Linked DNA regions of Homo sapiens: regions 1 and 2 are each linked to region 3. Evidence: read pairs that join two places in POLR2A ChIA-PET (ENCODE). Cell type or tissue: MCF 10A. All regions are shown on one strand. Each heading gives the region's core, and the rest is flanking DNA. Links, peaks and the distances in the headings are about the cores only. Region 1 holds the start of FAM110C (family with sequence similarity 110 member C). Region 2 has its middle 14 kb from the start of FAM110C. Region 3 has its middle 95 kb from the start of FAM110C.

Region 1 (10,776 bases), core at 3,769-8,768, 95 kb before region 3:
GTACTTCCACATGCCTACAACCCGAATGGAGAATGACATTAATAGAATGACCTTGTAGCCCTCAAGTTATTTTAAAAGTGCTTTCTGACTTGTTAAATAAGATAAACAGTAGTATAATTTGGGAATTAACCGTAATTTATAGTGCAGTAATGCTCTGGCAATTGGGGTCAGCATGTGTGAGTGTGTGTGTTTACTCTTATTTGACCACATAATTGAAGTAGAATATGCCTTTTTATGATTACTTTGATTTAAATGATGTTAATCAGCCCAGGATGGTCAAAAGGGGCACATACCATAGCATTCATGCTTGGTTTTTATTTTCCTTGATTTAAAAAAAAATCAACTTAGATATTGTTAAAATGCATCACAGTACCTCTTTGTCAGCAAGTCAGTCAAAAAGATTTCCAAACAGCTTTACGGTTTCCAGCTGCCCTCTGGAAGCAACACTAGTTTCACCTCAAACAAGGAAGACACCTCTTGGAGTTTCAGCTGTTACAACTCAGCTAAATTTCAAGGTCTGTGTTCCCATATTCTCTGTAGTATTTTAAACCTTCTCAGAGCACTTGTTTTGTCAATGGGATGCTGCATTCCTGGTAAAACAGCAATCATGTGGTCACCTAGGCACACTAGCCAAATGGTCCTGGGATCCCAAATCACCCATGAAATCCTTCAAGAAGTCTTCATCATCGGGAAGGTTTGCTTCCTGAGGAGTTAAAGAAAAAATAGTGAATCAACTCCAGTCTAGACAAAAGTTAGTATAATGAAAACTAAACATTATACTGGTCTGGTCCCTGTAGTTTTTGTTTTCTGACATTCTCTGCATTTTGAAACATCTTCTTTTGCGTTTTAAATTTTGACAAGAGGTCAGTAACTTTATTAAATACAGCTATCATCTCGTTTCTCTGGCAGAACAAATTCCATCTCCCTGCAGGCCTTTTTCTGCGCTTTAAAAATTTCTCTTTGCCTCCAACTACTCATGGGGCAGTAAAGAAAATTTCTTTACATGTTGGTAAGGCCAGTGCTAACTACTACAGAGTTGGACAACAAAATAGGAAGCAATGCAGGCAGTTGAACTAAATATCTGAGGGCAAACAGATTCCTCCCTTTTCAAACACCAATATCTCTTAAAGGCCCAGGCGCGGGTCACACGACAGGGAAGAGTGGCCTTATGGCTACTCAAGCCACGTGTTTACCTAAAATGTGCTCCTAGTCGCATAGCTTCTCAGAATAGTCAAAGAAGAAAGGAAAAGAAAGCTGGATGTCCCGGGTTTATTTTTTCTGCATCTTTGCAAATATGAGACACAACTCTGTTCCAGGAGCTTTCGATGCGCTTCTACAGGTATTTCTTTTTTCTTTGTGTCAAGGATAAATGTGAAGATAGCTGTGGAATTGTCCGAACATTTTTGCCTTGAAATTAAGCAATGTTTTATGCCTAATTTCCCAAAGGACAAGTTATTTATGCCAGTATTAAAAGCAGCAACTTATATATTCTACGCAAAACAGAAAACCAGAAAGATCTAAATTTTGACAAGTCCCTAGTTTGATGAATTGAAAGACAGGAAGATGACTACATCACAGCAGATAAAAGAGATATTTTCATAAACTAAGCTCTGGGAAACAGAATACCAAAATTACCCATGTACAACCAACTACTGCTCATGGGTTCCCCAGAGGACTTGTGTGCGGATTATACGAGTCATTGCCCAGTTGTGATAGTCTCAGTTTTGAAAAGCAATTATCTTTACCCCATGGGGCAAGAAACTTATAAACGTATTTAGTTCTATTATAATTGAGACACTTTTATTATAAGTTGTAAATCTCTATCTACCAAGAGGACAAAAACCTCCAAATATATTTGTTTTCTCTTTCACTTAGAAAACCTACCTTTGTTCGTCTCAAGTTTTCTGAATCTTTCAAGAAATCCTAAAATGAATCCTTATAAATTTCAGCAGAAAAAGCACAGCTTAAATTCCTGCTTCCACATCTTCCAGAAGTTGCAGAACTGGTCTCAGAACAAGGGACTTCTGCAGGAAGTCAGAGGACCGCCCCACTGACCAGGTGTTCACACTCTGTCGTGGCTTTCCCTGCTGGTCTCCTCCAGTGGGAACACCAGTGCTGGGAGGTGGGGAGCTGTGAAGGGGCTAAGGTCATGAGCAGACACTGTTCCGGTGATCTGGAGAAAGCCCAGGCAACTCTGTTCTCCTCATACACCCCACCCCTGGTAGCCGGGCAGTAAGTCTCTGCATTGCAGTTTCAAAGAGGCCTGTGCTGTTTTGGGTCTAGGGAAGTACATTAGTAAAGAAAATCTTTATAGTGCTGGTGACTGCCAATTCCATATAAAAACTGGGGTAGCTTCTGTGGGACTGTACCCCTGCTCTGAGAAATAATGTGAAACTTCTCAGAAGACAGTTGCCATTGTCTCCAGTCTGGAACAAACGGGATTCAGGTGGAGGGAGACATGAGGGGAGGAAGAAGCCCATGAGCCTTTTTCCTGCCTCCATCCTTAGTGCCTTCCCAAACCTGCTCTCACTTTCCCTCTTCCTTCAACTATTTCTCTTTGTCATAAAAGTGAAAGTTCTCACAAGCTAACTAAACTTCTTATATTTTTCATAGGTCCAAGCCTAAAAGGTCTTTAGGATTTAGTCTATGAAGTCAACTAAATTCTCATTCAGGTCACTCTTTTGACATTGGCTAATTCGAGATGGGAACCAGCCTGGGTCTGGAGGGATCAGAGCAGGCTGCTTTTATTTTTATGTTGTCAGGTTTTACTTTGGTTTCATTTGTATGCCACATTATTACCTCCCCACTATTTATACCACCAAGTCTACCTACTGCCTGCACATGCTATGGCTACCTGGAGGGAGCTTATTCATAAATTTACTTCTCACGTACTTCAATAGACAACTTTTTTTTGTTTGTTTTCCATTTCTGGGTTTCAGTCATGCAACACAGATTATTACTACACAGACTAGAAAATGTAGAGGTTGAAAACCATCCGCCTATCTCCCTTCTTTTTATGGACAAAGGACGCCTGGTCTATAGTGCAGGAATCATTTGCTAACATAAGACAGGCCCTTAATTCTGGTTTAGTGCTCTATCCACCAGACACTGTCCCTCCACGGACCTGGCCACTCTCCAAAGCTCCTGCCCTACACATGGTGCCATCATGGAAATACCCTTGCCAGCATTCATTCATCTCAGATCCAAAAGACAATTTGTGAAAACTACAAATTAATGTTTGTTTGCTTTTTAGAACTTTGCCTATATATATTTGTTGGGAACTTAGGCTAGTGGAAAACACAAATCTTCTATAAATTATAAGGAAGAACTTAAGTCCTGAGCCTTCTGAGTTCAAGAAAAAGAATGAATTATCTTCTTCTCATTAATTTTCATGTCTGTACTAAAGTCATAGCCAGAGAAATTATTGGAGATATTTTTAGCTGTCAAACATAGGTGAGCCCTGTGCAAACATCTCTTGGGCAGCCTCCCCCAAACTCTACAGGCTGCCATGCATCTTCACTTAGTTTATCACAATGGCAGAAAATAATTTCATCTCATGATTTTTAAAATTTACTTATAGCAAGTTGTCATTGAAGGGTAAGAGGAAAAAAAAGATGTCGCAAAGTTTAAATTGTTCGTTCTCAAAGACAGCCCTGAAAAGGTTCTTTCTCTTCACTACTTTCCAAGACGCCCATAGGGAAGAGCAGGTAACAGTGAAGACCAGCACTCCTCAGTTCCCCAGTGAAAAGCAAAAAGAGCTCGAGGTCAATCCGGCACTACTGGTTGTCCAAAGGGAGGTTACTTCCTGTAGTGTCATCAGAGGCAAATAAACTATAGACTCTAGTTACAATCTAGTCCAATTTCCCCAGTTTAAAAACCTGAAGCTCTCAAAACAATTTAAATAAAATTTAGCCAAATAAAGATCTTTGTTGCTAAGTGAATGCCAAAGTGCTACAAGATCCTGTGGAGAAGTTCTCACCACTTCAGCACAGGCCTCCAGGAAAGTGCAGGGAGTCTTCCTTTCTGTTCCAGTAACACAGCAGCGCCTACCTAGGGCTGCAGGTGGACTGGTCAGCTCCAATCAAACATCAGGACCGCCCACAGCACAGGTCAATGAACTCAGGAACTAGGGCTCTCAAGCTGTTTTCAGCTCAGGAAAGAATACTAGGGGTGTAAAACTGCTTTCTGGCAGCATTTTGGATTTCTCCTGTTTTCACAATAATAAGCCAAATGGGACATATTAATTTGCAGAATTGCCTTTCCAGGCAGCCAGACGCAGCAGACTCCTAAGGGCCTGGACCAGCAGGTGCCTGGATTGGTACCTTCTGCTCTTCAGCAGCGGGGGCTCAACTCACAAGCCTCTGCGTCAGTCTCTTGGGTCCCTTTCACACTGTAGCTCAAAATCGCACTCAATTCTAAGCAGCTGTAACTGGCCATCGCCCAGCTCGGTCACACTCACCAAGATTCACAGCCCCGCACACGGCCAGCCCCGCCCCCAGCCTTCTGGGCACACACCTCGGGTCCGGCTCTGCTCCTGGCTGGGGGTCTCCTTGGCCTTCTTACAGGTGTACAGCCACTTGATGATGCGGGCGTTCCTCTCGATGACCGAAGTGGTGCTGGGCACCTGCTCTATCAGCTCCTCCTCCTGCAGCCCCTCGTCGTCGCCGCCGCTGTGCCGGGAGAAGCCGCTGCCGGAGGTGGCGACGCTCACGCTGCGCACCTTGAGGGTCACACAGTCCGACCCCGCGGTGAAGTTCTCCCTCCCCAGGGCCTCCACCACCTCGGGGTCCAGGCCGCAGTACTGGAAGAAGGTGTCAGACTCGGCCAAGGCAGCGGAATAGCGGGAGCTGAGGTCCGACTGTGAGCGCTGCAGCCCCCGACGCCTCACCACCCGCGGCTCTGGCCCAGGGGGCGCGGCCGGGACACTGGAGGGCGCCGCGGACCGCGCGGCTGGGGCTGGGGTCTCGGGGATTGCGGGGTCCGCCGCGGGGCCAGGAGTGGTCGGGACCGTCTCCGGGTTCCCGGCCTTGCCCTCGTCTCCCGTCCGGGGCACCGGCGCCTTGTCCTTACCCGGCCCCTGGAAGAGCTTCTTCACCAGGCTTGCCCTGGGGCCGTCGGCGCCCGATCCTCGCACGAATTCGCATTTCTGCCGGTAGATGATCAGCGAGTCCGGTCTCAACGGCTTCCGCGCAATAGCCCTGCGCGCCACCGGGGCCGGGGCGCGGGCCGGGGGCCCAGGGTCGTTCCCCGGGCACTTGATCGCCCCCGGGCCGCTGCCCTCGGAAGCGACGCCCCGGCCAGTCCCCGGCCGACCCCGCACATACTTGGCGCGATCCGCCGCCAGCCTCTCCACTGCGCTCCTGCGCGCCGGCCGCGCGGCGTCGGGGTCCCGGGTAGCCGCGGGGTCCCGGGGAAGGAGCCGCTCGTTCGGGGGCGCGCTCAGGGCCGCCAGGGCGCGCATCTTCGCGGGGAATGGACCGACCGGGGTTCCGGGTCCAGCGGAGACGCGCTCGAGTGGTAGAGCCAGTCAGTCCCAGGGCCGGTTCCGAAGTCCGCGCCGGGTGGGGAACGGCGCCCCAGTGCCCAGCTGCCCAGGCCCGGGGTTGGGGAGAACCGGAGTCTGCACCGATTGGCGAAACTCCCCAGTTCCCGCCCCTCCCGACCTCATCGCCCACACCGACTGGCACCGCCCCCGCCCCCGCCCGGTGCCCCGGCCCTGGCCGCGTCCCCGCATCCCCGCTCGTCCCCGCCCGTCCCCGCCTCCTCACTCCCGCCCGGGCCCGCCTCCCTGGCCGCTCTCCGGGTGCCAGCGCCCGCCCTCACCTCGCGTCCGGGGTCCCGGCCCTCACCTCCTGCCCGGTGCCGTCCCCGCCCCCCCTCACCTTCCGGCGGCGCTGCCAACCGCCTGGAGGACGCTGGGGCGAGCAGGCTCTGAACCCCCACTCGCTCAGCCCCAGATCCCCGAGGTCACTGCTGGACGCAGGCATTTCCGGGGAGGGGGAGCAGAGGGGACGTCCCCCCACCTCCCCCGGGCAGGTGCCTCACATCCTTTGAATTCTTAAAGTGACCTCATCGTGTTTGGAAACTTGACTGTTTAATTTTGTCTACCTGAGCTCATATTCTTATTAACAGAAAGGAATAGGACATAAGAGGAAAGAACACGCAGCGCACGCCAGGATCAGCCTACGTGTTGGGTGGCAAGAACGCAGGGCCTCGGATTGGGTCCGACTCGGTCGCTGGCCGGCAGCGGGCGTGGCCGGGCCCGAGGACCGAGCTAGGACTCTCAGTGGGGCAGGCTGGGGCCCCAGGCGCGGCTCAGTGGATTTGGAAGAAGCCCAGCCAAGTGTCCAGAATCATTGCTATTTTTACGGTAACCGAGGCAACGGGGAAACCACGAGTTCACCAGGCAGTGGATCAGCCTAGGAATGCTAAGAGTCTAAGATAAAATACTTCCCAAACTCCATTATTTCAAAAATTTGGACAAAATACTAAAGTTATCTCTCAGACATGTGAAATGTTCACGTTATCGCGTTGTGAAGACAACTCCGTAACAGGCTGTGCTTTCAGCCTTGTGGTTGAACGCTCCGAGCAGCAGCAGCCCGGAAGGCAGGGAGGGCGACAGGTGCAGATGGGCCCCCAAAGTGGGCACGAACACCTCACCAACGAGGAAGAGGACCGCAGCAGGGTGGTGCTGAGTGGGCCTTGGGGGTCTTTAATCTCCTTGAGCCCCAGCGAAGCAAAATTTCATAGGGATAGTAGCACAACAATAAATCGCCTCCTGAAAGCCAGACCGCCCAGACAGCCTCGTTGGAACATGTAAGACTCATAGGAAAAGGAGTCTAGGCCAATAAAGTAGAGAGTGGGAGAAGAGAAGGAAGGATGCGGGGGTGGGGAGTGAAAGAGAGGGACAGAGATGGAGAAAGGGGGAGCTCCTGGGTTGCCACAGATGGTTTCCTACAGGATGCGGGAGGATGGGGCCTTGAGGTCTAAAGTCCAGCCTGCTCTCTGCTTGGCAAGCCTGTTCCCTAAGTCAGAGGAAAAAACCTTTTTAATTGTGTAGCCCAAAGTGTCTTCTTTTCCTAATTTGCACTACTTCATGGGCAACAGCAGCACTTCTAAGACAGAGAACTGCAAAGTACAGGACCTCTGGAATTTGACCCTGGGTCCACAATTTACCTTTGGACAGGTAACAAACGTTCCAGGTTGTTTTGTCACCTGTAAAAATTTCTGTTTTAAATTTACAAGAAAAGACAATCCCATTAAAAAGCGGACAAAGGACATGAACAGACACTTCTCAAAGGAAGACATTTATGTGGCCAACAAACATATGAAAAAAGCTCAACATCATAGATCATTAGAGAGATGCAAATCAAAGCCAATGAAATACCATCTCACGCAAGTCAGAATGGCTGTTATAAAAAGTCAAGAAACAACAGATGCTAGAGAGGCTGCAGACAAATAGGAACGTTTTCACACATTGATGGGAATGTAAATTAGTTCAACTACTGTGGAAGACAGTGTGACAATTACTCAAAGACCTAGAACCAGAAATATCATTTGACCCAGCAATACCATTACTGAGTATACACCCAAAGAAATACAAATTATTGTCTTATGAAGATACATGCACACATATGTTCACTGCAGCACTACTCACAATGGCAAAGATGTAGAATCAACCCAAAGGCCCATTATAGACTGGACAAAGAAAATGTGATACATATACACCATGGAATACTATGCATCCATAAAAAATAATGAGATCATGTACTTTGCAGGGACATGGATGGAGCTGGAAGCCATTATCTTCAGCAAACTAACACAGGAACAGAAAACCAAACACCACATGTTCTCACTTATAAGCGGGAGACGAACAATGAGAACACATGGACACAGGGAGGGCAACAACACACACTGGGGCCTGGTGGGAGGTGGGGAGACAGAGGGGGAGAGAGAGCATCAGGAAAAATAGCTAATGCATGCTAGGCTTAATACTTAGGTGATGGGATGATAGGTGCAGCAAACCACCATGACATATGTTTACCTATATAATAAATCTGCACATCCTGAACATGTACCCCAGAACTTAAAATCAAATAAACATATTTTAAGCTGATAACTTTAATCACATACAGAAATTCTACCTCCTTACAGCTCCTCCCTGCTCCCACTTATCTTATTGGTGTCACAAATTAGATCTTTATATATTGGATACGCATTAACATAGATTTATACTCTTTTTCTTTTGATTCTTGTAACAGAATAAAAAGTGAAATTTTAGCCCCCTCCCAAAAAAATCGCTGTTTTTATAGCTTAGAACATTCATTGCTTCATAGTGAGCACTAAATAAATGTTAACCTAAAAGACCTAGGCTTAGCTCCCTGCTCAATTCTACCTCCTGGAGAGGCTGGAACATTCCACCTCTCACTGACTGTGATCACTCATCTGTAAATGGGAGCTCATTAGACCCACCTGATAGAGTATTTATTAAAGTTAATGAGATTGCTTATAAAGCAAACACAATTTTGAACGCTGGCCTTGGCAAAGAATGTATAAGTCCCCAAAAGCAATTGAAACAAAAGCAGAAATTGACAAGTGGGACATAATTAAACTAAAGTGCTTCTGCACAGTAAAAGCAACTATCAACAGAGTAAATAGCCTACTAACTGGAAGAAAATCCAACGAAGTCTTAATATCTGGAATCTACAAGGAATTTGAACAAATCAGCAAGCAAAACCCAAAAACCCTATTAAAAAATAGGCAAAGGACATGAACAGACACTTCTCAAAAGAGGACATACAAGTGGCCAACAAATATATATAAAAAGTTTACCATCACTAATCATTAGAGAAATGCAAATCAAAACCACCATGAAGTATCATCTCACACCAGTAAGAAAGGCTATTACTTAAAAGTCAAAAGATAACAGATGCTGGCAGGGCTACACAGAAAAGGGAACACTTATACACTGCTGATGAGAATGTAAATTAGTACAGCCACTGTGGAAAGCGGTGTGGAGATTTCTCAAGAGCTTAGAACTATCATTCCACCCAAAAATCCCACTATTGGGTATGGACCCAAAAGAAAATAAATCATTCTAACAAAAAGACATATGCATGCATGTAGTCATTGCAGCACTATTCATAATAACAAAGACATGGAATCAATGAAGATGCCCATCAGTGGTGGACTGGGTAAAGAAAATGTGCTACATATACACCATAGAATACTATGCAGCCATTAAAAAAGAGTGAAATCATGTCCTTTGCAGCAACATGCATTTAGCTAGAGGCCATTATCCTAAGCAAACTAATTCAGGAAGAGAAAACCAGATCCCACATATAAGTGGGAGCTAAACATTGAGTACATATAGACACAGAGAACGGAACAATAGATACTGGGGACTGCTTGATCGTGGGAGGGTGAGGAGAGGGCATAGGTTGGAAGGCTATCTGTGGGTACTATGCTCACTATCCTAGTGATGGGATCATTTGTACACCAAGCATCAGTGACCCACAATCTACCCATGTAACAAACCTGCACATGTACTCACTGAACCTAAATTTAAAAAAAAAGTAAAACTACTATAACATTGTATTTAAGACTTACTGCTATTAGACAAAACTAATTATATTTATATTCATGATATTTCATGTATTAAGCAAATAATTTACTAGAAAAATGGAACTGATAAATATAATATTGATGAGAATTATCTAAATAAGTTGTTCTTGTTGCTCAACTGATAGTGTCATCTTTGTGTCCATTTCCTTTCTAGAATCACTTCAAAAGACTTGGTCAGAGCAGGAAAAAATGCTTAAGGACTCAATAATCTAGGAACTCTACTCCCAGGAATGTATTCTAAGGAACAGATAAGAGATGTGTGCACCGCATGAAGATATTCATTGCAGTCAAATGGGGGAGGTCAACCTACATGCAAGTACAGGAGGAAGGCTGGAGGATGTATGACTTACCTGTGGGTGGAGTATTATGCATCCATTTACAGTCATGCTTCCAGAGTGTTTTTCAGAGTGGGAAGTGATTGTGATGTGTATGAAATTTTAAAAATAGCATGAATATAGAAGCAGTCCTCAGCATACAGTCCAGGGAATGTGGGGGCTCCTGATATCTTTTTGGGAGGTCTATGAGGTCAAAATTACTTTCATTGATACCAAGCAACAGGCTTCATGCCCAAAGTCCATAGAACTAGTGCTAACATAGTTTGGATGTTTGTCAATTCCAAATCTCATGTTGAAATGTGCTTGCCAACTTTGGAGGTGGGGCCTGGTGGGAGGGATTTGACAGTAGGGGTAGATCCCTTATGAATGGTTAGCCCTGTCCTCTTGGTGATGAATGAGTTCTTGCTCAGTCAGTTCATGGAGATCTGGTTGTTTAAAAATCTGGGACATCCCTCCCCTCTCTCTCTTGCTCCTGCCTTCACCATGTGACAAGCCTGCTCCTGTTTCACCTTCCACCATGATTGTAAACTTCTTGCCCTCACCACAAGCAGAGAAGATGTTGGTGCCATGCTTGTATGGAATGCAGAACCATGAGCCAATTAGACCTCTTTTCTTTATAATTACTCAGCCTCGGGTGTTTCTTTATAGTGATGCAAAAACAGACTGATATAAATACTATGGCTCTGGCTTTTGAGAAAAGATAAAGCTTTACTGTGAGTTGACTGGCAAGGAGACAGAAGGCAACACTCAGATCTGTCTCCCTGATCTTGGGGTGGGTAAAGCTTTTATGGCATTTCTAAGTAGTCCCAGGTGATGC
Region 2 (10,776 bases), core at 3,651-8,650, 110 kb before region 3:
GTGCTCTCTCTCCAAGCAACTGTGAGAGATTTCTATGGGCAAGGCCTCTGGGTTCCTGTCAAATTAAATTGTAGTTGAGTGTTGGGTGCTATTCAAGAAGCATCCACCTTTCTTCTGCCTAACAGAGCCCTGAATTATTTAGTCACATGGTTTGAAACATGGGGTGGGTGCTGGTTGACTTAACCTAACCAGCTCTGTCTCATCCTGTGTCACAGTTATTGGTTCCAAGGTGGGTGCATAACTGAGGCTCATGCCAGGTGCCACACAGCACTCCCTTGGCCCCCTAATGGACTTCGGGACAGGCAAGGGCCTGAGTTGTTCCAATTAGAGTCAAATACAAGTTGTGCTAGGTTGTTAGGAACAAGAGTGTGCTTGTTCATGTTCCCCCTTTGATGAAGAATACAGCCTCAGAAATTGTTCCTGGAGATTTTGCCAGACTCAGAATGATTCTGACTTCACTGAAGGCAGAGCAGAAAATTAGGAAGAGACTGATTCCTGGGTAGCATTCATGAGCTTCTCTGCTCAGATTCACCCTGAAGCCTGGCTCCCTTCTGAACTACCCACCTGAGTCAATAAATTGCCTTGTATTTAAAGTCACATTGAGCTGGATTTTCAGTTATTTGCATCTGCAGGTGTTCTGTCAAGCTGGTACTGTGACTTTGTATCTGAGAATATTTACAGTGTTTCTCTCATGGTTGAGTCAATCATTTCAAGGATGCTTTGAGGGTAAAAAGAATGATCAATTGTGAAGCAGTGAATTGTGCTGCCAGGCACAATTCATTGGGTAATAGAAAGCTTCATTTACTGGGCAGTAGAAAGTTTCATTTTAATGGGCATCATAAAGGACAGACAGAATTAATGGGGGTGGTGACCTATGGCATTCTTCTTGCTGCAGAACCAGAAGCTTGTGTGGAAGGCAGCACACAAGATGGAAGGGGTGCAAGAACAGAGAGCTGGGAAGGAAGGTGAAGGGAAGAGAATGAAGCACGAGATACCCCATGGCTTGGTGTGGAACTCTCCTAAAGACACAGTGAGTAGGGGATGCCTCAATTGACTGAAGCCAGAGGAATTAAATGACAACTGCAACCATGAGATATTTTGTTGTTCACTGCAAATGCTCTTGGTGAAGTGCTCATGGCTCTAGAAAACTGTTTGTGGGTAAGTCTCAGGGGTGTTGGGGGAGGAAAGAGGTTTCCTCTACCCTCTTAGATTCTGTGGCTGGATCTGAGGATTAAACTGACATAAAGAAGATTAACAGAAGAAAAGCAAGCACATTGTGTTTGATGTTAATATTTTCATATGTACAGAGAGGTATTCTTAAGGAAGAAATGAAGACTCAAAGAAGTGGATAGGGTGGAGAGCTTATATGCCATTTTAACAAAGAATGATGAATTGCAGACATGTCACAAGACAAAAAGAAAAAGGCGTTTGGGCTGGGGCAAATCGTGGTAAAGTGATCAGAAAACTCATGAGGAAGCTAGTAGAGGAAGTGGGTCATTTTAGGAGGGTTGTCTGTACAGATGCATCTCAGCACGGTCTCCCCATCTCTGGTGATGAAAATGGTCTCCTCTTTCTGGTAAAGGGTGGGGGCCTCTTTCTCAAAGGAATCTACACCCTAATTTTAGGTATACGGAGGGAAGCCAGAGAGGCCTTCTGGCATCTGCTGTTTCTCAAGTGCCTTCCGCTCAAAATCATCAATACATCAAAGCAGCATATTTTGGGGTGGCATTGAGGGCCCTCACTGTGAGGAGAAGGAAGCTGCAGCACTGACCACTCCTGGTGGGTGAATGCAATGCTGTGGCGAAGTGGGGTTACAAAGCTGGGAGAGCCAGTGTTGGTTGCTATCCTTTCTTTCTCTCTCTCTGTCGGATATTCTCGAAGAGTGCACAGGCAAGAATGTGTCTCCTATGAAGTAATGCAAAGTAATAGTCTGGATGAGCAGATACAAATTAAATCTATGACAAACCAAAGCAGAATGAAAAGAAGGATAGAAACATGGAGTTGGGGGAGGGAGAAGTGAGAAAAACCAGGTGACTGCAGGCACAAAAGAGATAGGAAGAGTTCTGTGGCCAGGACCCAAGAAGCCCTGAAAAAATGGCCGATCAGTTGCCTTGAGAATAGCTGTTAACCCAAAGCCACACAAGATGGCTTAGGGCCAGGTTGCATAATGTCCTTTTTCCTTCAGGAATGTGTGGGGAGGTGTTTACAGAATGCCAGTTCTGCCTGGACTAGGGACTGAGTTGGGGGAAACATTACAGTGACCTATGAATTAGGATAAGAGGAGGGCTTTGCCAGCCAGAAGTGTCTGAAGCTGACTCTTTTATGCTAAGATGAGGGCACTCCCAGTGTAATGGCACAGGCCCTATCCCTTGAGTTTACAGCACTTGCATGTAGTTATAAACCTCATTTCCTCCCAAAGCAGCCAGATTCCCTGTGCCTCAAACCACACAGGGAGCCTGTGGTGGTGAAGCTGGTTGGGAAGACCCGGCAGAGGAGGATTTGGGAGTTGTGCATGACCCCTGAGCTGTGCTTTTGGAAGGAGAAATCTGGCCCTGCCTCACCTTGAGGACATCTGATGGGAAAAAGTTCACATTTCTATTATGTCAGTATGTCATGGCTGGGCTGAATTAGGTGATCTCCAGGGTCGTCTTCAGTCTTCTCACTCTGCGTGCTTGGGGAACTCTTCAGTCAGTCAGGACAGGTGACTGGGAAATGGGGAAGGAGACCCTCCTGTTGGCTTTTTTACAAGACTGCTATGTTCCACCATAGACAAGAAAGGATCTCCTTTGAAACTTATGTGTGCACTTCACAGACGATCACACAGAAGGTTCAGGGGGTCCCCTCCCCCAACCACTGTCTCCATGAGCACAGTGCTTTAAAGATGTATGTGATGCTACATGGAGATAATGCAATGAGCATAAGACCTGCTACATGGAGGTAATGCAATGAGCATAAGAGGTCTTATGTGCTCAGGTGCACGTTTACTTCACCCACCAGGGGGTACAAATCAGAGGCTACTCATCCTGCAGGTTTGTGCAACCCCAAGTCAGAACAGGTCTAGGCCTCTGTCTTCACCACTTTTCTTAGATGATCACAAACAACTGATAAATGGCCTCATGTTAATATTTTTCAGAGGAAAGAGTGCAAAGATTTACTCCATGAGTAAATTTCAGTCAGGCATTCTCTTGTGAAACCATTTCCCAAGTAAATAATGTGCACCCCATATGTAATTACATATGTGCATGCCATATGTAAGTAAAAGATTTTGAAGCTAGATTAGAAGACCAACATTCAGGAACCTGTGTTGTCTGTAGGGAGCTTCCTGAATTTAGAGTTAGGCCTAAAGACCTGCTGGTGAGACCTTGTAGACTATGTTGGTGGGGCCCATGACATCGACCATGGGGAGAGATGCCATCCCTTCTGCAGACCCCTGGGAACAACCTCTGCAGTTAGAAGGCTCCAGATGCAGGCTCTGGGGCCTCAGACTCAAAAGGAGCCATGGGCTGCTTCCTGTTTCCTTGCCTTCTGCTGGGTCTGGTGCCAGGAAAGGTGAGACTGCAAAGAAGATGCCATCTCAAGAATGACAGCTGTAGGGATCAAAGGTTGGCACCTGCCAACATAGTGAGGCCGGGGCACCCTGTGCTCTAAGAAGGGCTGTGTTCCTCTGGGTGACCAGCCATCCCAAGTTGCTGGGACAGTCATGGGCAAACCAGAGCAGGTGGTTGCTCTGTTATGTACAACCATCTACCAACAGGAATTTAACCAAATCAGAATGGCCATCGGGTCCATTATACCCAGTACTATACTTGTATTTGTGAATATCAGAGTGCCTCAGCCCTATACAAGTCAAATGGAGACCTTATTGGCTGTATCCAACTCAGCAAAATAGCAAATATACAAAAAGTGCTGAGAGTCCTTGAAATCCCACCCCCACACAGAGCCTGCTTGTATACAGTCGGCCATCTCCGTGGAAGTGGGAGGACGCAGTTGGCCATCTCTGTGGAAGTGGGAGGACGCAGTTGGCCATCTCCGTGGAAGTGGGAGGACGCAGTTGGCCATCTCCATGGAAGTAGGAGGCACTAACCCCACGGTCTTGGCTGGAGAACAGTAGATGAAGGAATAACAGGGTCACTTGAACTCCTTGATGTCTTCAGGCCCTTTGTTACTTGGTTTTCAACCTTCACACATCCTCCTCAGTAAAGTCATAGTCCTCTGGAGGACCACTGCCAATTGTGTTTATTGCTTAATTATTTTACCTGCCTCTTATTAATTACTTGGATCTAGTCTAGGCTCGTTACAGGCCTGTTCAAAGTGGGTGATTTGCAACAACCTGAGCGTGGCTTTCCTGATTAAATATAAATTCTTTTCTAATGCTAATAGAGCATGCAAAAAGCTGGAGTTACAGAAAACCCTTGGCACTCGGACCAGGAGTGCTAAGAGCATGGGAAGAAGACGTTGGGTGGAGAGATAGAGCTTATTTTCGCTAATCCAGTGACTTCACTTAGGGTTGTGGCGGCTTTTCAGGGCCTTTCACAGAGTGTAATGAAGAGCCATCTCATTTCTGGGTGTTTATCCACAGAAAAATGAAATCGGGATCCCAAAGAAAGAGCTGCACTCCCACGTTCATTGCAGTATTACTTGCAATAACCAAGATATGGAATCTACCCATGTCCATCAATGAATGAACTGATAAAGAAAATGTAGTGTGTGTGTGTGTATGTGTGTGTGTATATATATATATATATAACACAGTGAAATACTACTCAGCCTGAAAAGAAGAAGGAAATCTTGTCACTTATGGCAACATGGATGAATTTGGAGAACATTATGTTAGGTAAAATAAACCAGACACAGAAAGACAAATACTGCATGATCTCACTTGTATGTGGAATCTAGAAAAGTCAGACTCATAAAAACAAAGAGTAGAATGCTGGTTACCAGGGGCTGAGTGGGAGGCGGGCGGGAAATGAGATGCTGGTCCAAAGATACAAGGTTTCAGTTTTAAGATGAATACGTTCCGGGGATCTAAGGTACAGCATGGCGACTGTAGTTAATAATACTGTACTGTTTACTTGAAATTTGCTAAGACAGTAGATCTTATGCATCTGCATCTCTCTCTCTCTCTCTCACACACACACACAATAGTTAACTGTGTGAGGTGATGTGTTAATTAACTTGATTGTGGTAATTATTTTACTATGTATGCATATATGAAGTAATTACATTGTAAACCTTGGATAAACACAATTTTTATTTGTCAATTATTCCCTGATAAAACTAGAAGAAGAAAGCCCTACTTTGCATGTTTGTTCTAACTGTTCCTCCTTCGCCTTCAGTTAAGTAAACATGGGGATGAGGGTGGGACAGAGATGTGGAGGAAATGAAGTTAAGATGAAGTCTTCATCCACCATTTATTGAACATCTACTGGAAATGACCTGTAGTAGTCCATTTTACTTTGCTATAAATTAACATCTAAGGCTCTCTATGGAGGCCGGGGAGGCTGGATGGGACAAAAAGGCAGATGAAGGACAAATTCTGATTCTCTCTTCTGGAGTTGGGGCGCCTTTCTTTTCCTGCCCTTGGATGTCAGAGCTCCAAGGTCTCTGGCTTTTGGATTCCAGGACTTGCACTAGTGCTCCCGACCCCTGCCCCCTAACCTCCACCCAGCCTTTTTGGCCTTCAGCCTTGGACTGAGAGTTACACCATCTGCTTCCCTGGATCTGAGGCATTTGGACTTGAACTGAGCCATGCTACCGTCTTCCCTGGTTCCCCAGCTTGCAGATGACCTGTTGTGGGACTCCTTAGCCTCTCCAACCAAGTGCGCCAATTACCCTAAACAATCCCTTCACATGTATCTCTCTCTCCCTCTCTCACTCTAGATATATAGATATAGATATATACATAAATATTCTATTGGTTCTGACCCTCTGGAGAACCCTGACTAAAACATATGGTAAGTTGAAAATATAAACCGGTTCACAAATTATTTAAACAAACTAGTGAATGGTATACATTGAATCCTTAGGGGGCTAATAGGGTTAGAATAATAATTACTACCATGGATTGGGTGCCTCCTTTGTGCTCAGTGCTTTTAAATACGTCTCTATCCTCCAGTCTTCATGGCCACCTTCTAACAGATGAGAAAACTGAGTGGCGTTTAATGTGCTCCAGGTCAACAGCCCCTCAGCGCATTACTCTGACCTGCTGTGGTAATTCCATGATCCTAAAATGTTTGGCTTCTATGAGCCTCGACTTCAGTGTGTACCCACAGTACTTTGTACACAGATACTGACACTCCTTTTCAGAGTTCCAAGTTTAATCTCTGTTGTAAATGCATATTTGCTAGAAAATGTTCTTCCTTGGAGAAGGACCTGTAACTCTCTGACAGCGTTCCTGACACTACACCAGGAACGCTGGCCATAGTGACAACGTCGATGTACCCTGTGATAGGGGTTAGCATTAGGTGTGTAATGCTGAGTAATGCAGGCAGGGAGGCAACAACTTCCTGTTACCTTCAAGCTAGAATTGCTCAGTCAACCCAAAGCCACCGGGAAAAGGTGAGTAACGCTTCCTTCCTGCCTCTGCCTGCACGGTCAAATTGTTGACAGTTGGCTCAGTTTCTCTTCTCACCTGTAAAAGGATAATATTTGTGTAGACTTGGAACACATGCAAGAATCTGCAAGTAGATATTTGGAATGTGCATGTCTTGGCCTTTTCTTCCACTGTTGCTGGAAAGAAACCCAAAGAACTTAAGCTGTGCTGAACTTTCCGGTACTTCAAAGTAAACTTAAAGGATTTCCTGTTCTTTTTACAACTGTGGTCATTTCCCATTTACCTAAAATCGATATTAGCCACCACTGAAATAATCATAGTTCTGCTAGACTTCTCTGAGGTGAGCTAGAAGGTCTTGGACTTCGAATCCAGACTTAGGATTCCATGATATACAAGAGGGGGTTGTACTTGAAATTTACAACTCTGTAGTGGAACTTGTGCCCCAGCAAATGGGCCATCAGCCAGTTCAACAGGTTGCCGCAGTGTGGACCTAGTCAGCACTGCCCTGAGCTCTCTGGAATAGTTTGCTTTCCCTCAGATTTTCTCTTTATTGCTATTCTTAAAACACATATCATCTTACATAAAATTATAAACATAAACTGAACCATGATGGCCTGTCCTGCAATATGAAAATCGGCATGCTGCTTTAAAATGTGTATGTGTGTGATGTTGGGGCTGCATTCTTATCATCAAGGTACCTCCGTGTCACCGTGTCATTCAGTGGATGGTAACGTGGGATCTTCAGGTAATTCTGGAGTGGCATTTTGTATCAGAATCCATGCATTTGGGTATTGATCTGCTGAATCAGTTATTCCCTTGAGAAGTTATGACATCTTAAGCATTCTGGTTGGCATTGAATTGTTCTCATAAACCAGCACAGAGAGCGAATAGAGCAGACTTTGGAGCCAGGCAGATTTAGGTTCAAATTCTTACTCTTCTACTTACTAGTTCTTTGACCTAGGCAGGTAGTGGATTTCTCCACACCTTTGCTCCCTCATACATAAAATGATCCTTGCAGATGGTCATGGGGTTACAAGGAACAACCAACAGAAAGCACTTGTACAGTTCCTGTTACTAAAGATGCCTGGGGTGTGCTGGCTCCCTGAAGGCGTGGGCCACTCTCCTCTGCCATTCCGGAGTGTGACAAGTTTCTTCTCAGGGTTCTTTCAGGGAGGTTCTCCCAGGTGCACAACTGAAGGTTGGCTCCATCCACTTACTTCATGTCAGAGAAACTTTTTGTTTTTGTTTTTGAGATGGAGTTTTGCTCTTGTCACCCAGGCTGGAGTACAATGTATGATCTCGGCTCACTGCAACCTCCGCCTCCCGGATTCAAGTGATTCTCCTGCCTCAGCCTCCCTAGTAGCTGGGATTATAGGTGTCCACCACAACGTCTGGCTAATTTTTGTATTTTTAGTAGAGATGGGGTTTCACCATATTGGCTAGGCTGGTCTCTAGCCCCTGACCTCAGTGATCCACCCGCCTCAGCCTCCCAAAGTGCTGGGATTACAGGCATGAGCCACTGTTCCTGGCCCATGTCAGAGAAACTTCTAACTGTCCTCAATCCTGACCACATGGTCTTCCCCACCAAGGAGACAATGTTCTAAGCTGCCCTAATTTAGAGCAAGAATAAAACTGCCAGACCAAGCACTTAAGATGCTCAAGTGCTCACAGTAGTTTTGTCATTAGCTTCCTCAAGAAGTGGGAGCTAAAGTGAAGTCAAGAACAGGTCATCCAGATGTCTGTTGGTCAAGCCTTCCTCTAGGAATGTGCAGCCTTCCCAGCTAGCTAGGGAAGGAAAGTTTTCCCAGGACTCAGTGTTAAAACTAGAAATTGTTGGGCAAATAGGGAAAGCTGGTCACCCTGCTAATGTTCCCTACCCAAGGCAGGGCTCCCCTAAATGGACACTGCACAGAGGCAGGGGTCCCCTTCTGGGCCTTGGCACACTGGGCAGCTGTGTGAGCTTTGGGCCTAGGTTCCTCCTAGGAGATGAGCATTGAATATCATGATTTCTAACATCACTGTTGGCCATAACAGTCTGGTCCTGGCTGAGTCGTACCTGCCTACCTTCCCAGATGCCTACATTGGTCTCTCCTTAGCACCTCAGGCACCTGGAAGGGAAATGGCATGAGAGCACTGCGGGGCACTTGGCAGACACTCCCCCTTTCTGAACTGTGGAAATGACTTGCCAAGCAGGTTGAGAAAACAAGGTCCTCGGGTCCTGATAACATCTGCCCAGCCTGAGCCTGCTGTTTGCCTCCAAGGGTGTGTCTGAGAGACAGCTCTCAGAGCCCACTTAGGGAAAACACACCCCTCCACGTCCCAGCTGGCCTGCTCTGGCCTATGAGAGTCACCATTTATTTGCAATGTTGACTCCTCTTATTCTCTTCCTAAGTTGGAGAAGTGGACTCCTTCTAAAAGCCGAAGGAAGGAATGCAGTCTCTTACCAATGACCATATGATCTGATAAAGGATACAGGCTGCAGATTCATTTGTGGACTGTTCTCTTTTTATTCAGTTTAGATTTCAATGCTTTAAGCTTCAGGGTGAAAGAACTCCAGAGACTAAAGTTAACCTCTCAGTGAAAAAAATGCCATTTACAATTTTCATGTTATCCTTCTCTGTTGCTTGACTCTCTTTATATGATTTGGACTTTGGGTTTCATTTATGGTCCAGATAGATGGGCCATCAAATAGAAACCATGAACTAACAGACTCACATAAATTCATAAATCAGGCTCATGGTACTGCTCACGACATTTCCTCACTTTGCTTTCCCTCCTCCCTCCCTTTCTTGATTTTTGTCATCTATCATCCCTCTATGTATTATCTATGTATTATTTCCTCACTCAGTATCTGCCCCCCTGCTAGAATGTAAGTCATCAACCAATGGCAGGGAGCTTGGTGAACCCCCAGTGCCTTGTGCAGTATTTGGCTCCTTGATATATGCATGTGAGTGAACTCTGTGTGTTGTCATCAGTGACAGCCTTGATTCAAGCTACTATTGAATAAATAGCACAGTTGTTTTGATACCACAAGGCGGACAGTAGATTTAGGTTTAGACAATTCTGTAATTTTCTGTTCTCGCATTTGTAATTAAGAGTCCTCCTTAAGCTCAACATTGAGTAATCAACAGGGTATACTGAAGCCAGGATCCAGGTCTTTCCACTCTGATCCTGGGGTTCAGATTCTCACTTTCTAAGGAAATTAATATTTTATTTTGACCTAAAGTTAATAGTTATTAGTGATTTAATACAGTCTCCCCTTCAGATCACATTTCAACTTTAATGATAATTTTTAATGAGATAATATAAAGATGACAATCGGCCGGGCACAGTGGCTCATGCCTGTAATCTCAGCACTTTGAGACGGAGGCGGGTGGATCACCTGAGGTTGGGAGTTTGAGACCAGCCTGACCCATGTGGAGAAACCCCGTCTCTACTAAAAATACAGAATTAGCCGTGCGTGGTGGCACATGTCTGTAATCCCAGCTACTCGGGAGGCTGAGACAGGAGAATGGCTTTAACCTGGGAGGCAGAGGTTGTGGTGAGCTGAGATCGCACAATTGCACTCCAGCCTGGGCAACAAGAGTGAAACTCCATCTCAAAACAACAACAACAACAACAACAACAACAACAGATGACAATCAACCATAGAGTTTGAAGCATTGTAGCAGAGAAAATCAGGTGGCCATTGCCGGACAGGAGCACATGTTCTGGAATTTCTGTGCTGCCTCCCGTCAGCTGCTCCGTGCCACTTCCAAGACCAATATTATAAGGTTCTGGTTGAGACACTCAATTTCCTTCGTGCTTAGTATTTGTAACCTGGAACATTTAAATACCATATAAATCTATTTGATTCATCAGTGAACGTGCAAAGTGTAACCACCCAAGCATTGTGTAAGCCCCCAAGTTTACCTGAAGGGAAAAGGCAGCTGCTGTTGAACTCCGCAACATAAGCCACATCACCCAATGCTTGGACTGTTTCTGAACAGGTACAATAAGAGAGTTTCTACAGCAGGCTGAGTATCTGTCCATATTCTTCACAGAAATAAAGAAGTGATGTATTTCCTCTCCTCAAGAAAGCCCATCTTGGCCGGGCACAGTGGCTCACACCTGTAATCCCTGCACTTTGGGAGGCCGAGGTGGGCAGATCACTTGAGGCCAGGAGTTCGAGATCAGCCTGGCCATCATGGCGAAACCCCGTCTCTACTAAAAATACAAAAATT
Region 3 (10,776 bases), core at 3,434-8,433:
GACGGCGTTCTCATGAATGGTTTAGTACATCCCCTTGGTACTGTACAGTGAGTGAGTTCTCATGAGATCTGGTTATTTAAAAGTGTTTAGCACCCTCCTCCCTTCCTCCTGCTCTGCCATGTAGATGTGCCTGCTTCCTCTTCACCTTCTGCCATGACTAGAAGCTTCTTGAGTCCTCCCCAGATGCCACTGTGCTTCCTGTACAGCCTGCAGAACCGTGAGCCAATTAAATCTCTTCTTTACAGACTGGGCGTGGTGGCTCACACCTGTAATCCCAGCACTTTGGGAGGCTGAGGCAGGCGAATCACTTGAGGCCAGGAGTTCAAGACCAGCCTGGACATCATGGCAAAACCCCGTCTCTACTAAAAACACTAAAATTAACCAGGTGTAGTGGCGCACGCCTTTAGCTATTTGAGTGGCTGAGGCATGAGAATCTCTTGAACCTGGGAAGTGAAGGCTGCAGTGAGCTATGATGCTGAGATCACACCACTGAACTCCAGCCTGGGCAACACAGCTAGACTGTTTCAAAAAAAAGAAAAAAAATCTTCTTTATAAATTACCCAGTTTCAGGTATTTCTTTATAGCAATGTGAGCATGGACTAATAGTCTACTAAAAAGAAAAAAGGTTATTCTACACAAAGTGGTATGTTCCTCTGGGTAGAGATTTCCCTTTTTTTCCTCCCAAAAATTTGGTTATAAGGATGGGATCCCTCAACTAAGCCCTCCACTGGGCACATTTCTTGGAGTATTTGTAGCCATCTTTAATCAAATAAGGGACTATTTGCTAAAAAGTGTTTCTTCAACTACTTTGGTTCAGTGGAATTGGGTTCCCAGGGAAAATCCCAAACTCTCACTAGAAGTTTTGAGTTACCATTGAGTAAAATTGGTAATGTGGCTGAAAGGCCCTGTGTGGTTTGCTGTTGGCTTTAATGGTAAAATGTTCTGAAAACTCTGGAATGCTGTCAGCGGGTCCCTCTCCTGGAAGGCGTGCTTCACTCTGCCATGCCGGGCTCCAGGAGGATAACTGCTTGCTGCTCCAGCAACTCAGGCTGCTTGCTGTGCCTGGAATGCTCAGCATGAGGGGCCACCGAGGGCAGTTCCTGAAGCCTCTCCACTGAAGGTGGACTGGGAGAAGCCACAGTGCCACGCTTCTTAGCCACATGAGGCCCGTGAGTTTTCACCAGCTGTTCACCTTTCCTAAGTCCAAGGCATGTCTCAGGGGGTCCGGGCTCCTGATCCTCTCCACTTCTGTGGCAGCTTTGTTGCAGAGAATTCAAGAGAGCAAATAAGGGAAAATGTAGTTGGGTGGCAAGAATAATTTCTCACGTTTTGAGGGAAGTAGCCCAAGTTTGGGAAAATATGGAGAAAGATAAAGAAGACAAAAAAATAGCCCTTAAGATTTCCCAGTTAGAATTATTCACAAAGGGAATAAACCCTTATCTGGGGCCACCACCAGACAAGAAGGAACCCCGTAATGGAAAGTCAATATGTTACTGTTGTAAGAAATCAGGACAGTGGAGGAAAAATGAATGCTAAACGAGGGTCAAGAAGAGTTGAGAGATACAAGCTAACTCTAAAGCTTTACCGTCATCTCCAAGAGATTTTTGCCTAAGGAAATTGGACAAAAAGTAATTGGAAAATTGTGGAAAGTAACCTCAGAGCTGAGGGTGGGAGGCATTTATGTGTCTCTTTCTTTTCCCACTTTAAGCTTGTCCTGATCTTTCTTGTGAACACTGAAGGCACACACTCCACAATTTCTACAGACGGTTATCATTTTACGTCAACCTAGGAAAACATCCAACTTTTGGGTACCTCTAGACAACCTTCTCCCTGTTCTTTCTTCTCTGAGGTTTCTCAACAAGTAGATTCTCCATACTGTAGATGGAGTGTTTTCAGAGCTCCCAGGAGGCAAGGAGTTGGTAAATAAGCACTTTCTAAAATAAAAGAACTATCATTATCTATTTGTTCATCAAATAGATACTTAGGTTTTTCCCATATCTTGACTATTGTGAATAATGCTGCAATGAACTGAGACTGCCGACATTTTCACAAGGTCACTTTCTCTGACTATATGCCCAGAGGAGAGATTGCTAGGCCATAATGTAGTTCTTTTTAAAATTTCCTTAGGAGCCTCCATACTGTTTTGCATAATGGCTGTGGCAATCTACATTTCCACTAACAGAGTACAAGCATCCCCTTTTCTACATACCCTCACCAACACTTATTATCTCCTGACTTTTTGATAGTAGCCATGCTTACAGATGTGAGACATTTCACAGTGGCTTTAATTCACATTTTCCTGGTGACTGATAACATTGAGCACATTTTCATATACCTGTTGGCCACTTTTAACGTCTTCTTTGGAGAAGTGGCTATGTAGGTCCCTTGTCCATTTTTTTAATTCGGTTGTTTGTTTTTTTAATATGGAATTGTATGAGTTCTTTATAAATATTGGATTTTGTTTCCAAATCTGTAGGTTGCCATTTTATTTTGTTGATTGTGTTTTTTGCTGTTCAGCCTTTAAAAAGAAGGAGATCTTGCCATTTGCCACAACATGCATGAACCTGGAGGACACTATGCAAAGTGAAACAAGCCAGACAAAGAATGAAAAATATTCCATGATCTCACTTACATATTGAATCTTTTAAAAAAACAGGTAAACAAAGACAGCGAATGAAACAGGGTTACCAGGGGGACTGGAGAGGGTGGGGGATGGGAAGATATAGGTCAGAAGGTACAAAGTAGCAGGTGTGTGGGATAAACAAGTCCAGAGATCTCATGTACAACATGAGGACTAGTGTTAAAAAAAATTGTGCTGTATTTGGAATTCCTGATAAATGAGTTGATTTTAGTTGCTATTACCACAAAACAAAAACAAAAACAAAAATGGGTAACTATGTGAGATGATGGATGTGTTAATCTGCTTCACTATAATAACCATTTTACTGTATATATGTATATATATGTATCTTAAAGCATCATGTTTTACATCTTAAATATACACAATAAAATTTATTTTAAAAATTAAAATAAAATAAAAGCATCTCAAATTAGAAGGGCTCAAGGAACAAATAATATGGGTTAGTAAAAGAAATTGAATCCTGCTCTGGTTTGAATGTTTGTGTCCCCTTCAAAATGTGTGTTGAAGCTTCATTTCCGATGTCGAGGTTTTAAGAGGCGGGACCTTTAGGAGGTGATGAGGTGATAAGGCTCCTCCCTCACGATAGAATTAAGGCCCTTGTGAAAGAAGCTTCACACAGCATTCCACCTTTTTGCCCTTCTGGCCCTACCACCATGTGAGGATGAAGCACTCGTCCCCTCTGAGGACACAGCGCTTGTCATGGTGCCACCTTGGAAGCAGAGAGCAGTTTCACCAGGTTCTGACCTTGCCAAGCCTTGATCTCAGACTCCCAGTCTCCAGGACTGTGAGAAATAAATTCCTACTATTTATAAATTACCAAGGTTCAGGTATTTGGTTATAGCAGCACAAACAGATGGAGATCATCCCCTTTTCACAGCTTAAAACAAAACAAAAACATTATGGACATGTGTAAATCAACATCCTCTCATTCTAGCTCAAATACAAGGAATAAAAAACTCAGAGAGTTAGAAAAACAGAGCATAGTCAAGAGAGGCGCATTTTCCTTTTTATATTCCCAAATTACCTGGGAAAAAGAATGAAAACTGGGCAAGAAATTGCCCGTAGATTTGTACAAGCTCTGCGAGAAATACGTGAGGTTGAGGCTGCTCTGATTCCTATTGTTCCATATGGGGCTGCATTCTGCGTCTTTTCTGTACTTTTCACTGAGGTACCAGGCTCTTCTTTGAGTGCCCCTGGAATCTTCTTTCTTCCGCATTTGTGGTGACGGATCCTCAGATTTGCCTGCTATACTTTCTAGACATTCACAAGAGAACTAAGAGAACTTTTCCCCACCTTTAATTCATACTAATTCAACATGTGAGCGATTTATTAATAGCTGTTAACACTGTATGTGCTTACAAACAAGATACTTTCAATTTAATAAAAATTTTGCTTCTCTAAATAAATTGCAGTATTATCAAAGTGAAGTCAGGAATTTGGGACATTTGTTTTAGGCTGGCAGATGAAAACCGGTTCTATCCTGAAGTCAGCCTATCTTAAGCACACACTATCTAACACATATACACAAACTCTGCCAGTTTGGGGGTTGTTTGGGGGTTCAGACTACGGGTCCTTTCCTATTCTGAAAAAGCTAAGCCTCTTGCTATGATGTCACATGAGGAGTTCACCAGAACTTTACTGTGGTCTAAATAAGCTGAAGAAGTCTTCCAGATCCTAAGGAAGCCTTGTTTCCCCATCTGTGCTGGGTGCCTACCCGAGATGACATTTCAAACGTCTTTTCTGTTAGAGAACAAGGGAGAGGCTAGAGGTGTGGCTACTTTGAATCAGACCCTGACCACAGGCCCTTCTCTGTTGCTCTGGGGACACCAGAGTGTCGATGAGCTGTAACAGCAGCTGCCTCCAGACTGCAAAGGCTCTTACTTGGACTCTAGGATATTTAGCTTACACTTAACGCAAAGGGCTACTGCTACTTTACGAGTCCTTGCAAGTCTGTAAGACACCATACTCACCGGTGCACCGCCAGACTAGTTATGCACTAGTCTATCGAATTGCACTCCAGGCAGAAGGAACTGTTTGAATCTGACCTTTCTGTTGCCGGATGCTGGCCACGTTTTGCTACAGCACAAGGTGCTCAGTCTGGGTCTGATTCGGCTGATATTCCTGGTCCCAATGCTGACTCAACAGTGCTCAGTGACTGGTCTCGTGCGAGACACATGGGGAGGTTTAAGTTCTCTCAAATGTAAAATCAGCTCAGGTGCCAGAACCCGAAGCTGTTATGCAAACTGCATAATTGGCCATTGTCTTACGAAGGGAGAATGTCTAATTGATGGCTAATATGCATTGGGGGTCTGTCGTGTCACGGGCCAAATTTGGAAGAATAGAGGCTTTCTAATATCAATGAGAACTAAAATATCACTTGGGAAACGAACTGCTGTCTTACTAGAGTCACTGCCATTGTCTTTACAGATTTCTGTAATGCACTGTAGACTGCATTACAGACCTAACAAGATGAAACATATAAAGGAAGTAAAAAGGGCTAATAAAGTTTGAACTGCGGAAGTCGAAGCCCCGTTACTGCTGCAGAGGAACTCCTATTCGCTGTTTCAGCAACAAACAACCCTCCAAGACTTAGAAAATAAGAAAGAAAGAAAATGGGGTGTCCTCAATAGGATTATTCCTGTCCCCCAGTTGTACGATTGAGTGGATTTTTCATGCCATCAGCAAGCTCATTTGAACAAAAGAATACTCTGAAAACCTTGGAATTCTACTACATTTGCTATAGGGTCAAATAGTTCAGGAAATGACACAAAGGTGTGCTGTTTGTCAGCAAAGTTATTTGTGGGAAACACCCAAGTTAAGTCGAAGAAGCCCGCTGAGGCCAACATGATCTGAGAACTGGACAAACATGGACTTTACAGAAGTTGTGCCCTCGGAAGTTAAGAATTATTGTTTAGCAGGGATGTGTATGATGCCTGGATGGCCGGAGGGCGTTCACGTGCTAAAGCAAATGCTCAAACAATGATCATATCATTACTGAATTTTATCATTCTAACCTTTGGGATTCCAGAACATGTAAAATCCAGTAGATAAGCCATTTGGTTTCTACGGGGCTAATTTAGGGGCTCTTTAAAACACTACAGAGGTCTTTAAATTATTATACTCTTTATTATCACCAAGCTCCTGGGCTGGTAGAATGACTAAACCACAGTGTATTAGTCCATTCTCACATTGCAATAAAGAACTACCTGAGACTGGGCAATTTATAAAGAAAATAGGTTTAATTGGCTCATGGTTCTTCAGGCTGTACAGGAAGCATGCTGAGGGGGAGGCCTCAGGAAGCTCACAATCATGTCAGAAGGCGAAGGGCAAGCTGGAACATCTTACTTGGCTGGAGAAGGAGGAAGAAAGGGAAGCATGAGGTGCTACACACGCTGGAGAAGGAGGAAGAAAGGGAAGCATGAGGTGCTACACACTTTTAAACAACCAGATCTCGTGAGCACTCACACACTACCATGACAACAGCCAGGGGGAAATTCACCTTCATGATCCAATTGCCTCCCACCAGGCCCCTCGTCCAACACTGGGAATTACAATTTGACATGAGATTTGGACGGGGACACAAATCCAAACCATATCACACACCCTAAAGAATTATTTGGTTAACTTACACCAAACCAATGGCTTATTCGAGTGTTGTTACTGGTCCTGTTAAAAATAAGATCAACTCCTAGCAAGCATGCTATTTCGCCTTTGGAGTTAACATCTAGTGACCTATGAATTCAGGATTTAAGTTCACTGCTTACCTATAAAGGAAAACACCATAGATGTACTACTTAACTGGGTTGCCATCTTTCTAGGCTTATTCTGCCATCACGTGGCAGATGCTGGAAAAGTCCCCAAGGAGACGTGCTATCAATTTTGACCAGAAAAAAGCTACATAGAGTTCCAGTGACAAGACTGGATGATCATTGTGCTAAGAAAGACCCCGCCAGGGGTGGATCAGGAGGTCAGGAGATCGAGACCATCCTGGCTAACACGGTGAAACCCCGTCTCTGCTAAAAATACAAAAAAAATTAGCCGGGCCTGGTGGTGGGCACCTGTAATCCCAGCTACTCAGGAGGCTGAGGCAGGAGAATGGCGTGAACCTGGGAGGCGGAGCTTGCAGTGAGCCGAGATAGCGCCACTGCAGTCCAGCCTGGATGACAGAGTGATACTCCGTCTCAAAACCAAAAAAAGAAAGACCCCGCCAGGTGTTGCTGATAACTCGCCCACCATCACAGTGAAGGAGAAGCTCGGCTTCACGAGAGCTTCGCCTGTGACCGCACCTGTGACTGAAATGGCCGTGACTCCTGGTAAGGACTCGAGGTTGAATCCCCAGACAGTAACGTCCAGGTCAAGGGTTTATAACTAAGAATAATCACAATACTATAAAACAAGGGGTACACTGAAAAACATAGAATCTAGTTATGAAAACTAATAAAAATAAGCATTAAATATCTTTCAGATTATGAGTTTTAAAAATGAGACAGCATCCTGTAAATAGTTTAATGATAAACCATAAACTGGAACAATCTATCAGAAAAGCAAAGCAGCAATATAGATTTGAACTATTGAAAAGTTTATATTCTTTGGCTTTAAATATCTTTATAAATACATTTAAAACAAATTTATATTTATTATATGAATACATTTATTAAATACAGATAATAAAACTTGTTTAATCCTAAACGAGTCCTGTTCAGAATTCCTTCCTTATTTTGTCATGCTTTAAGGCCCATGAAAAGCTTAGGCAAAACTCTGGGTGGGCTTTTGTTACATTCCAGCCTTTGTGAAAGGGCACTGGCTTTTTTAGCTTTTAATATTTAACTTAACCACTCAGTCAGTACTGAAACAGTTGTGAAGGAGGCCTGCATTAGTGAGACCTGGCCCGCCACAATCCCCACTGTCAATTTGCACATGATTTCTACCATGCTTGTATATTTATTTATCACGAGAATCGTAGGGAGATGGGGCATTGTAATCTTCCTGGCTGCTTCCTGCTGAGAGGGGGTCGTCGTGATGGGGCACTGTGTGCAGCACTGGAGTGGGAGAGGTCGATTTCTTCCCAGCGGCACTCTCTGTTTCAGGAGCTTAGCGGCAGCGCCTGCTGAAACGTAATAGTATGCAACAGTAACACATGTAAACAGGTTGTTGCTGTTTTCTTCTGAGGTTTAAGTTGTCTAGTCTTCAGTTCACAGGGCTTTATGAAAGCACAGCTTAGGTTTCCGTGATTTCCAATCAGGAAAAATGGGGAAAAAGGAAAAAACTGAAAACATTATTTTGGAGACCTGTAGCCAGAAAAATTAGAATTTAATCTCAACCATAGAAAATAATAAAAACTGGAAAACATCAGGCAAGACTAGAATTTAGCAAGAAGTGTACTATAGTTTCTGAAACATAATTTTTATCTCTCCAGTTTCCCATTTTTATTAAAAGACAAATCATGGTAGGACTAATTTGCTTTATTATAATTGGTCAGATTATCTGTATAAAGTGCAGCAAGAATAATTATTTTCACATCAGCCTTTTAAACTGGCTTTTATGGAACTTTGTTCTGTAGAAGGAATCTGAGATAAGGCTTTTTTAAAGCCAAGCCCAGCCATGGATTTGTACCATCAAATACCTATGAGTTGGGTGAATTCCTCTCCTTTTGAGGTTCCAAGATAACTTGGGGTTCCTGGCCTGTCAGAAAGTGACATTCTTTACTTACCACAGATCAGAAACCCTGTACAGGGACTGTGTACATGGAATAGGAGGCCAGTTTCCCAAGGGCTTTATTGGCTTTATGAGTTAAGTTTGATTCCTAAAAGGAAAGAATACAATTCCAGTCAAAGCCTTGGTAAAATAACCAGTTTTTCCAATTGTGTCCTGTTACAAAAGAAGACAGATTCTTACTACACTTACACAAATAAGTATATTGCCGTAACTTGAGAATACTCACAAATAGTTTCCAAATTCTGGAGAATACCAAGTAGAGAGAAACAAATATACTCCAAATTTTGTTCATGGGAGTATACTAAGTTGTTAAAAAGCTGTCAATAGCTCAAAAGAAAAGTTTCCTTGACTCTGAAAAGCAAAACAAAGGATTGGCAATATTTTAAGCAAAATGCCAAAAGGATCACTCCAGTCTCCTATTGGTTCAGTTTATGCAGTTAATTCCTGTCCTGCTTGATATTAATGAAAATTTTAGCTCTTCAAATTCCTGAATGTTTTTCCTCTATTCTGATGTCAAAATCTCCAAAGTTATCAGAAACCTGCATTCAAGAGCCCCTGTTAGAGCTTCATAGCTGATTATAAAACCACCTTCTAAATGTAATAGAAAAAAATTTTCTCCTGTCTTTGTTATCTCTGTGTTTCTTTTCTGTTTGCTTCTTTCGACCTTTATGCTACAAAGGCTTTCTTCAAATTTGATATTTGACATTTTTCATTTAATTGCATCACTCTCCCAAGCTGAACGAAAGCCCTGGCTCAAAATATGAGCCTGTTAATCAGTTTCACTCTTGATGTGAAAAAGGTAAATTATCTGGAGCAGTTTGCAAAGGACTTACAAAGGACAGAGTGCTTGAGCTGAGACCCAAAAGATGAATAGATGTTTGCCAGGTGGGGAAGGTAATGAGCCAAAGGAGCCGTGTATTTCTAGAACATATCACAGTGCCTGGCCCAGAGGAAGCACTCAAGGGTTATTTTAGAATTGAATGAATGTTCATAGTTATGGTGGCATGAATATCATGGTTTTTTTAGGAAATTCCAAGACAATTTATTTCTATTGTAGTTCAAATATGTTGGCAATACGTTCTCTTTTTAACGAAATGTCTTAATTCCTTATAATTATGATATGCCTAGTCGTGTTTCTCTTTTATTCATCTTGATGGTGTTTTGCTGAGATTCTTGAATCAGTGAATTTATCTTTCAACAATTTGAGAAGGCTTCAACTATTATTTCAAGTGTTTTTTGTTCATTCTGTCTCTTCTGTTATGGTGAAACTTCAACTACGTGTTAATTATTTTAGAACTTTTGTTATTGTCCATTAGTCTGTTCACAGTCGTATCTTTTTTTCTCTCTCTACAGGTGTACTTTGTTTTTTGAGTTTCACTTTATTGTGCTTTGCAGACAATGTGGGTTTTTGTTTGTTTGTTTTTGCAAATTGCAGGCATGTTGCAATCCTGTATTGAGCAAGTCTATTAGCACTGTTTTCCCAACTGCATGTACTCACTTCATGTACCTGTATCAGCATTTCTTGGCAATAAAGTATTTTAATTAAGGGATGTACATTGTTTTAGACATAATGGTATTGCACACTTAATAGACCACAGGATAATGTAAACATAACATTTATATGCACTGGGAAACAAAAAAAGTTTGTGTAACTCACTTTATTATGACATGTCCTTACTGTAGGGGACTGAAGACAAACCTGCAATATCTCTGAGGTATGCTTGTATATATAAGTTCTTGTCATCTCCAAGCAGACACTTTTACTTCTTTTTCTCTTTGGTTGCCTCTTTTTGTTTTTTGTTTTGTTTTTTTTTTTTAGGTGGAGTTTCACTCTTGTGGGCTAGAGTGCAATGGTGTGATCTTGGCTCACTGCAACCTCTGCCTCCCGGGTTCAAGTGATTCTCCTGCCTCAGCCTCCCAAGTAGCTGGGATTACAGGCATGCACCACCACACCCAGCTAATTTTGTATTTTTAGTAGAGATGGGGTTCCTCCATGTTGGTCAGGCTGGTCTCAAACTCCTGACCTCAGGTGATTTGCCTGCCTCAGCCTCCCAAAGTGCTGGGATTACAGGTGTGAGCCACCACGCCTGGCCTGGTTGCTTCTTTCTTTCTTTTTTTTTTTTTTTTGCCTAATTGTTCTGGCTAGGACTTCCAGTATGCTGCTGAATAGAAGTGGTGATAGTAGGCATTCTCTTTTCTCTAATCTTAAAGAAAAAGGTTTCTGCATTTCACTAATCAATATGATGGTAGCTGTGGGCTTCCATGTAAGGCTTTTATGTAACTTATTGAGAGTTTGTATCATGAAAGTATGTTGAATTTTGTCAAATATTTTCTCTGTAACTATTGAGATGATCATGTGGTTTTTGTCTCTTTTCATTCTGTTAACAGGATGTATCACATTTATTTATTTGCATATGTTG

Evidence for each region. Peaks named below come from ENCODE experiments on the same cell type or tissue, not always from the same donor. Only the 100,000 strongest peaks of a DNase experiment are listed, where the experiment ranks them.
Region 1: POLR2A ChIA-PET joins it to region 3 with 17 read pairs; 2 of 35 experiments call an interaction of 5 or more read pairs at or near these places.
Region 2: POLR2A ChIA-PET joins it to region 3 with 12 read pairs; 2 of 35 experiments call an interaction of 5 or more read pairs at or near these places.

What each region holds. Positions count from the first base shown.
Region 1 is chr2:40,925-51,700 of GRCh38, forward strand. FAM110C (family with sequence similarity 110 member C) reads right to left here and starts at 5,581. Exons shown (of 2, transcript NM_001077710.3): 1 at 4,516-5,581; 2 at 1-703. The coding sequence starts at 5,461. The coding sequence ends at 684. In MCF 10A, for the core only: no CTCF peak of the experiment used is centred there; DNase peaks (open chromatin) are centred at 4,067, 5,767 and 6,257.
Region 2 is chr2:27,278-38,053 of GRCh38, forward strand. No RefSeq gene overlaps it. Among named protein-coding and RNA genes, the nearest start is that of FAM110C, 14 kb to the right of the region's middle. In MCF 10A, for the core only: no CTCF peak of the experiment used is centred there; a DNase peak (open chromatin) is centred at 6,544.
Region 3 is chr2:135,805-146,580 of GRCh38, forward strand. No RefSeq gene overlaps it. Among named protein-coding and RNA genes, the nearest start is that of FAM110C, 95 kb to the left of the region's middle. In MCF 10A, for the core only: a CTCF peak has its summit at 6,455 (motif pointing left); a DNase peak (open chromatin) is centred at 6,477.